Regions from separate parts of the Mus musculus genome. Here region 2 is linked to region 1. The links are chromatin loops, found by intact Hi-C in ENCODE. Cell type or tissue: heart. All regions are shown on one strand. Links, peaks and the distances in the headings refer to the core of each region. The heading gives the core; the rest is flanking DNA. Region 1 holds the start of Cnot7 (CCR4-NOT transcription complex, subunit 7). Region 2 holds the start of Zdhhc2 (zinc finger, DHHC domain containing 2).

What was found. A loop is a pair of places that touch in the nucleus more often than their neighbours do. Peaks named below come from ENCODE experiments on the same cell type or tissue, not always from the same donor. Only the 100,000 strongest peaks of a DNase experiment are listed, where the experiment ranks them.
Region 2: a loop joins it to region 1, with 2.4 times the contacts of the local background. A loop is called at or near these places in 1 of 42 quality-filtered maps.

Annotation. Positions count from the first base shown.
Region 1 is chr8:40,509,246-40,514,619 of GRCm38, forward strand. Cnot7 (CCR4-NOT transcription complex, subunit 7) reads right to left here and starts at 2,509. Exons shown (of 7, transcript NM_011135.5): 1 at 2,295-2,509; 2 at 770-981. The coding sequence starts at 886. Vps37a (vacuolar protein sorting 37A) reads left to right here and starts at 2,538. Exons shown (of 12, transcript NM_033560.3): 1 at 2,538-2,988. The coding sequence starts at 2,864. In heart, for the core only: a CTCF peak has its summit at 2,919; DNase peaks (open chromatin) are centred at 2,176 and 2,446; H3K4me3 peaks cover 2,751 bases; H3K27ac peaks cover 2,646 bases.
Region 2 is chr8:40,421,378-40,426,751 of GRCm38, forward strand. Zdhhc2 (zinc finger, DHHC domain containing 2) reads left to right here and starts at 2,438. Exons shown (of 13, transcript NM_178395.4): 1 at 2,438-2,792. The coding sequence starts at 2,666. In heart, for the core only: a CTCF peak has its summit at 2,298; DNase peaks (open chromatin) are centred at 2,134 and 2,264; H3K4me3 peaks cover 2,268 bases; H3K27ac peaks cover 1,697 bases; H3K27me3 peaks cover 664 bases.

The sequences.
Region 1 (5,374 bases), core at 375-5,374:
CTTAAACCCAGGTGAAGCAAGACTAAATCCTAAAGCATGTCTGCCACTTACACTCAAATGTCCCTGACTCCTAATCCCTTGCCGATTAATGCAAGCAGTAAAAACTCAACTTGTCAAAATAGTTTTGTTTCTGATAGCCTTCGATGAAAGAAATAGTCCACTTTTTTCATGATTAAATTAATCCTTAGCTATCAATGAGAAGGGTTTAACTGATGGTTTTTGGTTTTTGTTTTGGTTTTTTGAGACAGGGTTTCTCTGTATAGCCCTGGCTGTCCTGGAACTCACTCTGTAGACCAGGCTGGCCTCGAACTCAGAAATCCACCTGCCTCAGCCTCCCAGGTGCTGGGATTAAAGGCGTGCACCACCACGCCCAGCTTTACCTGATGGTTTTAACAGCCCACTCCAGGGCTTAGGGGGACAGTTCATCTGGTAAAAGCACTTGGCATGCAAGCATGTGGACCAGAAGGAGTTCAAACTCAAGAATCTATGCTTAAAAGGTGCATGGCCCATGTGCTGGCAATTTACATGTTTGGAAAGCAGAGGCAGGTGGATCCCTGGGGCTTCCTGGCCAGTCAATGTAGCTTAATCAGGAAGTCTCAGGCCACCAAAAGACCCGTGTCAGTGCACCCCTCCCCCCAAACACACACACACACACACACACACACACACACACACACACACACACACACACACACGTACTTATTCACTCACACACTTCCCACTTCACCCTTACAAAAGGCATTTTAAAAAGCTTTAGTCATGTCCATACCATAGCAACATAATTATATTTTCGGATAACTTGACGGATTTTCTTCATCTCTTCATCCAGGTTACAAGCCCAAACTTCACAAATTCTTTGGCTATGATCTACGGTTGCTGCTGGCATAGTGACAGCACAAGGAGTCTAGATGTGGAGCATCAAAATGTTATACTTGATTGAAGATTTGTGTCATAAAAATACTTTACCCTTTACTTATGCACCTGTTGAAATAAAAAAACACCAATATCATGAATGTGAATTATAAAACTGGGCTGGTATAAACCTTATTTATACAAAGTTCATGACTCATAACAAAATCAAGTTTTAGACAGTTCCTTTTCTCAAGGTATACAGCTAATATTTAGAGGATAAAAGCACCACACCGCCGATTTCCCAACTGAATATAAATTTCACTAATTAAGATTTGCTCCGAGTTCAATTCACTCCACACAAAACTTTGAACCATTTCAAGCCAAAAAAAAAAAAAAAAATCAACAAAATCAAACGTTTCATAACAGAATGCTTGCTTTTATTCTTCTAACAAAACATTTAAAAATCTTACTCATTCAAAGCAGAGCAGAGGAAACATTTTTCTTAAAAATGTTTTGAAAAGCCATTAGGCAATCTCAGAAACAAATATAGCGGGAGGGAGAAAGAAAGAAAGAAAGAAAGAAAGCAAGCAAGCAGGTAGGCAGGCAGGCAATGAAATGTGTACATTTAAAAATTTCTAATTTCAAAAACTGGCAACCCAAGAGAGACCTCACGTCTCTGCCATCCACACAAGGTTCACGGTATACAATGGTAAGATAATTAATCAGACGGACAGGGACCAAACACACAATAACCCCCGACAAAACCAGCGAGTTAAAAGAGGGTGGCCTGGTGTCCCAAACTCCTAAATGTACGCTGGAGAAAACAAAAGGTGATGCAGGGCACGCCTTCTTTCTTCCTCCCCTCCGTCCTCACACCGGTCCCTACACGCGCTCTACCGACACACTGTACTTTAACCCTGCTTTCCTCCACCCGCTCTTCTCTACTGCGGTCTCAGGGGTCCCTCCAAGGGGCAGCCAAGGCCTTCTCATCCCTGAGGTCGCGCGTCCTCCGTGGGCGAGCAACGTGGAGAGAGCACGGCCGCCTTCATGTCAAGGATAAGTCGCTCGGCTGGCCGCCGGCCAGGAGCAGGGTGCCTATTCGCATGGCCTAGAGCCAGACCGACTACCCCCAAAAACCACTGCCGAGGACGAAAGCCACCGGGGCCCCAAGTAGGCCACCGCCCTCCACTCGCAATTTCCTTCCCACAACGAAGTCCCAGGTACAAAGCGGTGGCGTCATCACTGCGCGCCGCGCCCCTGACAGCCCCCACCCGCCCCCCGCCCGTTAGCACCGCCGTCCCCCCGGGCTCCCCGCCTCCGCCAGTTCCGTCCCACACAGCCACGCTTAGGCGGGCGCCATCGCGCGCGCCAATCTCGGGCTCCCCACTCCCAGCCCCTTTTCCCAAGGCGCCCCAGCACGCCCGGGCCCCCGCCGGATCTACTTGGGTCTCTGAGCTCGCGCTCCTCCTCCTCCTCCTCGCCATAGAGCTAGCACCCGGCGGCGGCGGTGGCGGTGGCGGTACCGGCGGCGGCGGCGGGAGCCCCATAGACGCCTCTCGCCCTGCGAAAGGGGGAAAGGGGAGCTGGAGCGGCGCTCGGCCCAGCGCGGCGACGTCGCTCCTCGCACGTCCCGCCGAGGGCGCGGCCTGATGACGCCGGGCGCCGGGTGGGCGGGGCCCTCCCTCAGGAGGCGGGGCGGGCAGGTGACGAACGCCCCGGCGTTGGAGCAGCTGAGCCGGCAAGGCGACCAGGCCTAGCTAACTGACCCCGGGGTGGTGGTGGCCCGGAGCACACCGGGGTTCCGTCCAGCCGACGAGTCGCCCTTCTCCAGCCGCCCGCAGTGGTAGCTCGGACCCCCGGGGCCAGGGACTCACGAGCGCGGCGTGTGGGAGACGGCGCGGCCCCTGGGCACCCCGTCCGGGCCGTGCTCGATCGCCCGGGAAGCACTGGGCTAAGCGAGGAGCAGCAGGCCAGAACCTTGTAGGGCCTCGGGCCCGGGGACCCGAGGAGGATGAGCTGGCTCTTTCCCCTGGCGAAGAGCGCGTCATCCTCCGCGGCTGGGTCCCCTGCCGGCCTCACCAGTCTCCAGCAGCAGAAGCAGCGGCTGATCGAGTCACTCCGGAACTCCCATTCCAGGTGACGACTGGTGGCTTCGGCCCAGGGTAAAGTAGGACGGGAGGGCGGGCTGCTTGCAAACACACCGTGTGCGAATCCGTAGGCCGCTCCATCAGCTGCCTCCTGTTGATGGGTCTTCCAGTGGGGTTAAGCGCTTGCTTCCCTAGTTTGTGTCCCTGGTGCCCCACCGCTGTTCAGCTCCTCTCTTGACTTGGCTCATCTCCACTGACAAACGGAGTCATCTCTCTTTAATCTGTATACAGCACCCCTAGCTCACACGCTAATTTTCCTTTTGATCTACCTGATTGTAGCATTGCCTTCGAATTGTTAACATGCTAAGAGACAGTTGGAAAGATAATTCCCAACAGTTTTATGAACTGAAAATTTAAACTGTTGCAACGTCAAAGAAAAGGGAAGCCAGTGTTTTTAGTTAACTCTGTCCTGGTGACAATCCTTTTGAGTCTGTAATTAAAGCTCACCCTGTTCCAATAACCTCTTTCTGTCTTGTAATTGTTAGAGTCTTTAGACTTCTCACTTTCTTCTATTTGGCTCCACACTTAGGACTTGCCAGACAACCATCTGCATTATCTGTTGTCTTTTGAGTTTGCTTGTTGTATTGTAGTCAAACTAGAAATACAGGAAATCAGATTATTTCGACTTTTTTTCTTAAATATAAAATTGTTTGCTGCAGTCTTTTTTTTAAATTAGATATGTCCGTGGCTGCTACAGGCTTTCAAATATTAGAGCTGCTTTGCGATATATGGATTTTACAATTAACTAACAGCTTCACAGCACATTTTATAAAGCATATTAGAGATCAACATGATTAAACTCTAGACTTTCAAAAACCTTGTCACATTATACACATTATAATATGTTATACAATATAATTATGTATGTATACATACCTACTCACACATCCATGAGATAATAACATCAAGTTATTGAACACACCATCAAGGGCTATTTTTGTGTTACACATCTATTTTCTTCCCAAGCAAGTAAGCTATAACCTAAAAAAACATTGTCTAAAGAAAAATTCACTACAAAATCAGTTTGAATGAGGCCTGTTGCTGACTGAACTGAGTTTCTTGGTTGTCAACTTCATTTTTGGTTGTAGGAAAGTTTCAAAAAGTCATTTACTGTCTTTTTAAGTAGAAAAGAGTAGCTATCCTTTATTGTTGGTTTCACTGTGGAAAATTCAACTCATAAAGTTGTCCCACTTTGTCGGGTGTGATGGCTTTTCCCCACTCATGGTAAGGTCATGATCCATGCCTGCTCTTAAAGCTTTGGGTTGGCTACACGAGAGAACAAAATAGACTTGTGTAAGCCAAATTTTATGTGGTGTGGAGCTTTCATAAACGAAGACCCCGAGTCCCAGGGAAACCTTTTTGTCTTAGGAGTAGGCAGTGGGTGGGAGAGTGTTAGGACAAAAGGGCACGATCTAATGGTGGTAGACTGAAATGGAGGAAACTAGCAAGTCCTAGATTTGAGGTGTGCTTGCTTGTTTGGTTTTGGTTTTTCTAAACAGGGTTTCTCTGTGTAGCTCTAGTTATCTTGGACTTGGCGCTGTAGGCGCCTTGAACTCAGGGATTTGCCTCTCTGCCTCTCAAGTGCTGCCTGCCAGTCTCCCTATTCTTAACTCTTCTGTGCAGCATTCCTTCTGCCCTGTTAGAGGGACAGAGCCCCTCTAGAAAGAGGATTTTCTAAGAGTGGCCTTTCTAGGTGTTAGGTTTCTTTTATCATCCATGAGGAAAGGGGACTCTTGTCTTTAGGACGACTTTCAGAGGAAAATGTGGGGTAAGAGATAGGAAGACAGCAGGAGAGTTTGCTTCCAATCTTCAAGTCTCCCTTAGTTCAAGGTATCAATAATACCCAAGAGCTATACTTATGATGGTAGCAATTTCTGAACTCCCAACATAAGTCAGCCTTACTCTAAATGGGGTTTTGTTTTGTTTGCTACTCTTGAGAGCAGAGTCATGGATAACTAGAGCTACACAAAGAAATCCTGCTTTGAAAACCAAACCAAAGCAAACAAACCCCAAACACTTGCAAGCTACACTCGCAAGATGTGTAAAATAAGGTGGCTAACTTTTTTTTAATATTTTTATTAGGTATTTTCCTCATTTACATTTCCAATACTAGCCCAAAAGTCCCCCATGCCCTCCCCCCTCACCCCCCTACCCACCCACTCCCACTTTTTGGCCCTGGCGTTCCCCTGTACTGGGACATATAAAGTTTGCGTGTCCAATGGGCCTCTCTTTCCAGTGATGGCCGACTAGGCCATCTTTTGATACATATGCAGCTAGAGACAAGAGCTCCGGGGTTCTGGGTGACAAACTTTTGAGAAACACTACAAAGGTTTCTGCCTTATAATGTCTACTTAGAAAACTGTAGACTGTGTTAG
Region 2 (5,374 bases), core at 68-5,067, 88 kb before region 1:
TCCAGGCTCACGAGAGTGTGGTGTCTAGCACGGGCTCACTGACCAAAGAGCTTGCATTCAGCTATGCGGGTTTGCGCCTGTCCAATTAGAGGCCAGGCTGAGATAAATCCCATCATCGTGTGGCTTCAGACATGATTCTTCCTGCCTTCCTGCGCTAGACAGTTTCGGAGATGACAGTGAGCAGTCAGCAACTCAGTTAACAGTACCGTTAGTGCGGCAAAGAGTTGAAAATCCTTCACAAATATCGTAAGTGTGAACAATGGGTGTTCTAGTAATAAAGCGTGATGATAAAGTAATAAAAATCTGGCCTATAAAGGTGTTAAACCTGCATACAGCTTATATTGAAAGCTGAGTAGGATGTTTGCTCCTCCTGGCTGACCTCAAGCCCTGAAGGACTATGGAGGATGGTACAGGTGTCAGTGGGTATCTGAAGGGCACAGTGGCACTCCCAGGATTGAGGGTGGGGTCGACCTCCTTTGAGTCTTCAGTAATGTCCATTCATCTTCACCAGCAGCTAGCTCATCTTTACGAGGTATCTTGGTTCTGATATGGGAATCACAAGCTGCCCCCCCCCTTTGGTCTCATTATTTTATGAATTGGAAGTTGGTAGAGGATATTGAATCCACGGTCTCAAACATGCTAAACACGTGGACAGGGGAGCTACCCCCTCGATTCCTTATTCTAATCTGGTTAAGATGTGAAGCTGATTTCTAGGGGAGGAGCTAAGGATAGCAGGGGAAATTCTGTTTTCATTTTAATCTGCCCTAGAGAGTATCCAAACAGAATAAAACATCACAGCAAAATAAAGTGACTCACAGGCTAAGAACATTTCAGTGACTTAAAGTCCATCATGAGTCTGACTACTATTTCCTATGTACTTTTTTTTTCAAATTCTTTTTTATTTTTTATTAGATATTTTCTTCATTTACATTTCAAATGCTATCCCCTTTCTTAGTTTCCCCTCCGAAAATGCCCTATTCCCTCCCCTTGCTCCCCAACCCACTCATTTCCGCTTCCTGGCCCTGGCAATCCCCTATACTGGGGCATAGAACCTTCACAGGACTAAGGGCCTCTCCTCCCATTGATGACCGAATAGGCCATCCTCTGCTATATACGCATGAGTCCCACCTCCTGTTTTCTCTGATTGGTGGTTTAGTCCCAGGGAGCTCTGGGGGTGCCGGTGAGCGAGGTTGTTTCTGCGTTGATGCAGTAGCTGTTTCAGGAACATTGGCTTGATATTTAATCCAGTCTTGGGAAGATAATTGAAAAGCCAGGAGGACATAATTGGAGCTGGGTTTCTATACTTCAGCATTCTTATCACGTTTATCAAGTAATTCTACCCAATCTGGTTGTGTGGAGTAAATATAGTATTCATTAATGATATCTGGTACCTGTTACACATACTAATTGTTTATATAATGGGAGGAGTAATCTCAGAAACACGTTCCTTTCCCATTCACCAACAATTAACTGTGGGATGTTTGTTCTAACTACCATTAGAATCACGTTCCAGTGGTTTTGACAACCGCTTTAAACTCTACTATATGCTAAATTTAGAATCGCTATCACAACCAAAATCACTGTCAGGCTGGATAGGATGGGAAAGAACGCAGAGAAGGAATCGCTTGGCTCTTGGGAGATGGGGACGGTAAACTTTACTCTTAGAATCACAAGACAGTTTAACACAAAAAGAGAGAATCTTCTCTCAGCAAAGATCTGCCAGCCCTAACTCTAGTTACTGTCAATGGATTCACAACGTAAAATTCAACTTGCTCCCTCTGGCTAGGGCCTCTGGCAACCCTCTTCATGGCGATCTGGGCACCTAGGTAGGCGTTCTCATGCCCAAACACCATCATTTCGCTGGTCTGTTCTGGAAACTGACCGCACTTTGGCTACTCTCAGCCAGTTTACTGGCACCCACAAGTTAAAGCGAGAATTTTCCTGACAGATGCAAGGGTGAGGGCCTGGGCGCCTAAGGACTTGGCGCAATCCTCCCTGGGCCTGGCCGGTGAGGAGTGGGATAGCAACTGGCTGGTCCCGGGGGCGGGGCGAAGAGGGGCTGACGCTCGTCCTCCTACAAGCGACACCTTGCAGCTCGTCCCCCTCCGATCCGCGCCCTGGGAGTGGCTTGCGGCTGGGGAGGGTGACCCAAAGCGAGTGTCAATTCTCATCACAGTCCCGCGATCCAGGGCCAAGTGCAGGGGCGGGAGGGCCAAGGTGGGCACCGGGTCGCCACCTCGAGCGCCCCTGCGGTGGCCCAGGGCAAGGGCGCACGGGTAGCCGAGAGTCCGAGGGCGCCGTGGGAGTCCGCGTCCGGATCCCTGCACCCGCCCGAGGGCGCAGCCCGCCGCGCAGTGGGAGGCAGCGAGGCGGGGACCGGGCGGGGACCAGGCGGGGGCGGAGCGGAGCTTCCCGCCGCCTCGTCGCCTTCGTCCTCCTACTCTGAGCCGCCGCCTCAGCCCGGCAGAGCAGCGGGAGTCCGCGGCGCCCGCTCGCTGCCGCGGGATGGGGAGCTAGCGCCACGGCGGCCGCGGTGGCCGCAGCACAGCCAGCCGCCGCCCCCGGGCCTGTCCCGTCGGGTGCTCCGGGAGCCCCGAGCCCGGCCCCGAGCCAGGCCCACGGGCGGCGGCGGCGGCAGAGCTGGGCAGGTGTCTGCGGCTGGAAGATGGCGCCCTCGGGCTCGGGCGGCGTGAGGCGGCGGTGCCGGCGGGTGCTCTACTGGATCCCGGTGGTGTTCATCAGCTTGCTGCTGGGCTGGTCCTACTACGCCTACGCCATCCAGCTGTGCATAGGTGAGTGGGTGCCCGCGTCCCGAACCCCACACGCTGTCCCCTCGCGGTCCCGGGACTACAGCCCCGCTCTGCGATTGCTTCCACTCTGTGCATCCGCTGGGTTCTCCCCACCCCGCCGCGCGCCCTGGGCGCTTCCCAATACCTGCTTGCCTGCCGCCCCAAACCTCTCTCCCCACCACCACCACCCCAAGCGGAGGTCAGCCGGCCTCCTGGAGACCTCCTGCACTCTGTCACTCCCTTGGTCTCCCCTTGCCGCTTTTGGGTTACTGGGTCACCTCCACCCCAGGACGCACGGCCAGGAGTACCCCCTTCTGCCTTTTACTCACCACTGCCACCCCAGCCACACCCTCTCACCGAGCAGGACAGAACAGGGGACCACTGTGGTCACTGAGGCTGGGAAGCTGCCCTGGAGGCCGGAGAAGCTGCCCTGAAGGCTGGGCCAAGAATCAGAGCTGCGCCAGATATGCGATGGGGAAACACTGGCCTTAACCTCGCTCGGATGGCAGAGCCAGCTTCTTTTCTGATGGCCATAGACCCACTTTTTAAAAAATGATAACAGTACTCACGAGCGTTGTAACCGCCTGTGTGGTTTGAGGGTTGATAATTAGCCACTTTCTAATTCAAAAGGAGGCAGGAAGGGCGAGCCACTAGAAAGTATCTTTCGAAGACCTGTGAGAAATATAGAAGACTATAGTTTAGATGCTGGGAAAATAGAGAGCGGGGCAGGAAAACCATCATCTGAAGTGCATAGCATCCAGAGAACCAAGTGCCCCAGTCCAAGATAAAGCTCCTGAATTGGTGGGTGGGGCACTTTCAGCACTGAAGATTTGTTTTTTTAAGGTTGATTATTCATAAGCAGGGAATACAGTTATGAAGCTTAATGTAAACTTTCTGCCTTAGGAGGTTCCGTGAAAGCTGATGTGTGTTATCAGGAAGAAATGTTCACACAGGGGATGACTCTTCTGCCAGGGATACGTGAATATTTTGTCTGATGTTTACCCACTGAACTTACTAACCTTTGCCCTAACCAAGTACTAGCCTAGGGTGGGACAAGGAGGAAATAGGGTCTGTTTCCTTAAAGCTTTGCAACTTGAGTAGTTTCAAAGCTTCGTGCATGAAGTGCAAAACCTTCTCTGAAGCCATCTCAGCTCCAAATGTCGGTCCTATGAGAAATGGTGTCAAGATGATAACACCAAAATAATTTTGACATCACTTTCAAGATAATTGAACCTATCTTCCCATTTCATATAGTTTTAAAATTTGCTATTATTACCTTGTCGACTAGATTCAGAAACAACATTTTAATCCCAATTAGGTGAAAATTCTAATTTTTGATTTAAAGATTTTTAAAAGTGGTCTATACTGACATCTTCCTGACAATGCATAAGAATATGTAATAAGTAGTCATGTACAATGTACAGGAAGAGCGTTAAAGAAAGAAATTAAAGTTTCTGTATTAACAGTTAATCTGTAAATAGGTTGCTTACTGATATATACTGTATATGTTATGTAACTATTGGGAAACTTTGTACTGTTTGATTCCTTCATCTCTGGGAAATAATAACATCATTTGTTGCAAAAGAGGAATGCCCTAGAAGGCCTTCACTGTCAAAATAGCCAGCTTGTTCTTTATTATCACATTAAGCTAAGAAGCTTAGCCTGGCATAATAGCTCATGTCCGTCAAAAGGAAGCATTTGAAGGCACAGAGGGTTCCCTCCATCACAAGTAGCAGATGCTCCATAGGGGGTTTTATTTTACTAAGTAGACAGATGACTAAGGAACTGCATAGAGAATGGTTACTATACCTGAACCATAGTGTGCTGTGTGTGTGTGTGTGTGTGTGTGTGTGTGTGTGTGTGTGTGTGTGTAGTCTTTGCTTATGTGCATGTGTGAGCAGATTCACTATCCCATGCTGGTGAGCCAAAAGTCAGTATTGGGTATCTTCCTCAATAATTCTCCAATTTCCCTTCTGAGACACATTCTCTTACTGAAACTGGAGCTTACCTTTTTCCACTAGCCTGGCAGGCCAGCAAGCCCCAGGGTGGACCTGTCTCCACTGACTAGAGCTAGGATCACAGGCCTGTACTCATCCAGCTTTTAGATGGCTCTGTGGCTCAGAGAGAGTCTGAACTCAGGACCTCGTGCTTGCATAGTGAACGCTTTACCCACTGCTGAGCCATCTCCCCAGCCCCTGAGCCATACTTTATGTATATTTCCATCATTTTAAAGTAAGCTATCTGTGGTATCCAAGTCACCCTTTTCATAAGTGACCATTGGACTTAGAAGGGCAAGTTCCTCGGGGCCATGGCCTCTTACTGATATTTACCTGATAAAGCATCCTGCCACTCCTTGTCACTACCCACCTATGGTGACCAACCGTGCCCCAGTAAGAAACAATCAGAAAACAGACCACCACAAACAAATCAATGGGTGCAGAACTATACCCACACCAAGCTGTTAGAAACAAAGCATCTAGATCCTAAAGACGAGGAAGCAAAGTTCAGGAAGGTGAGTTTGATTTTCAGTGGTGTTCTCCAAAAGCCTTGCACTCACTGCCTGATGCCTGAGCTTGGTTGGCTGA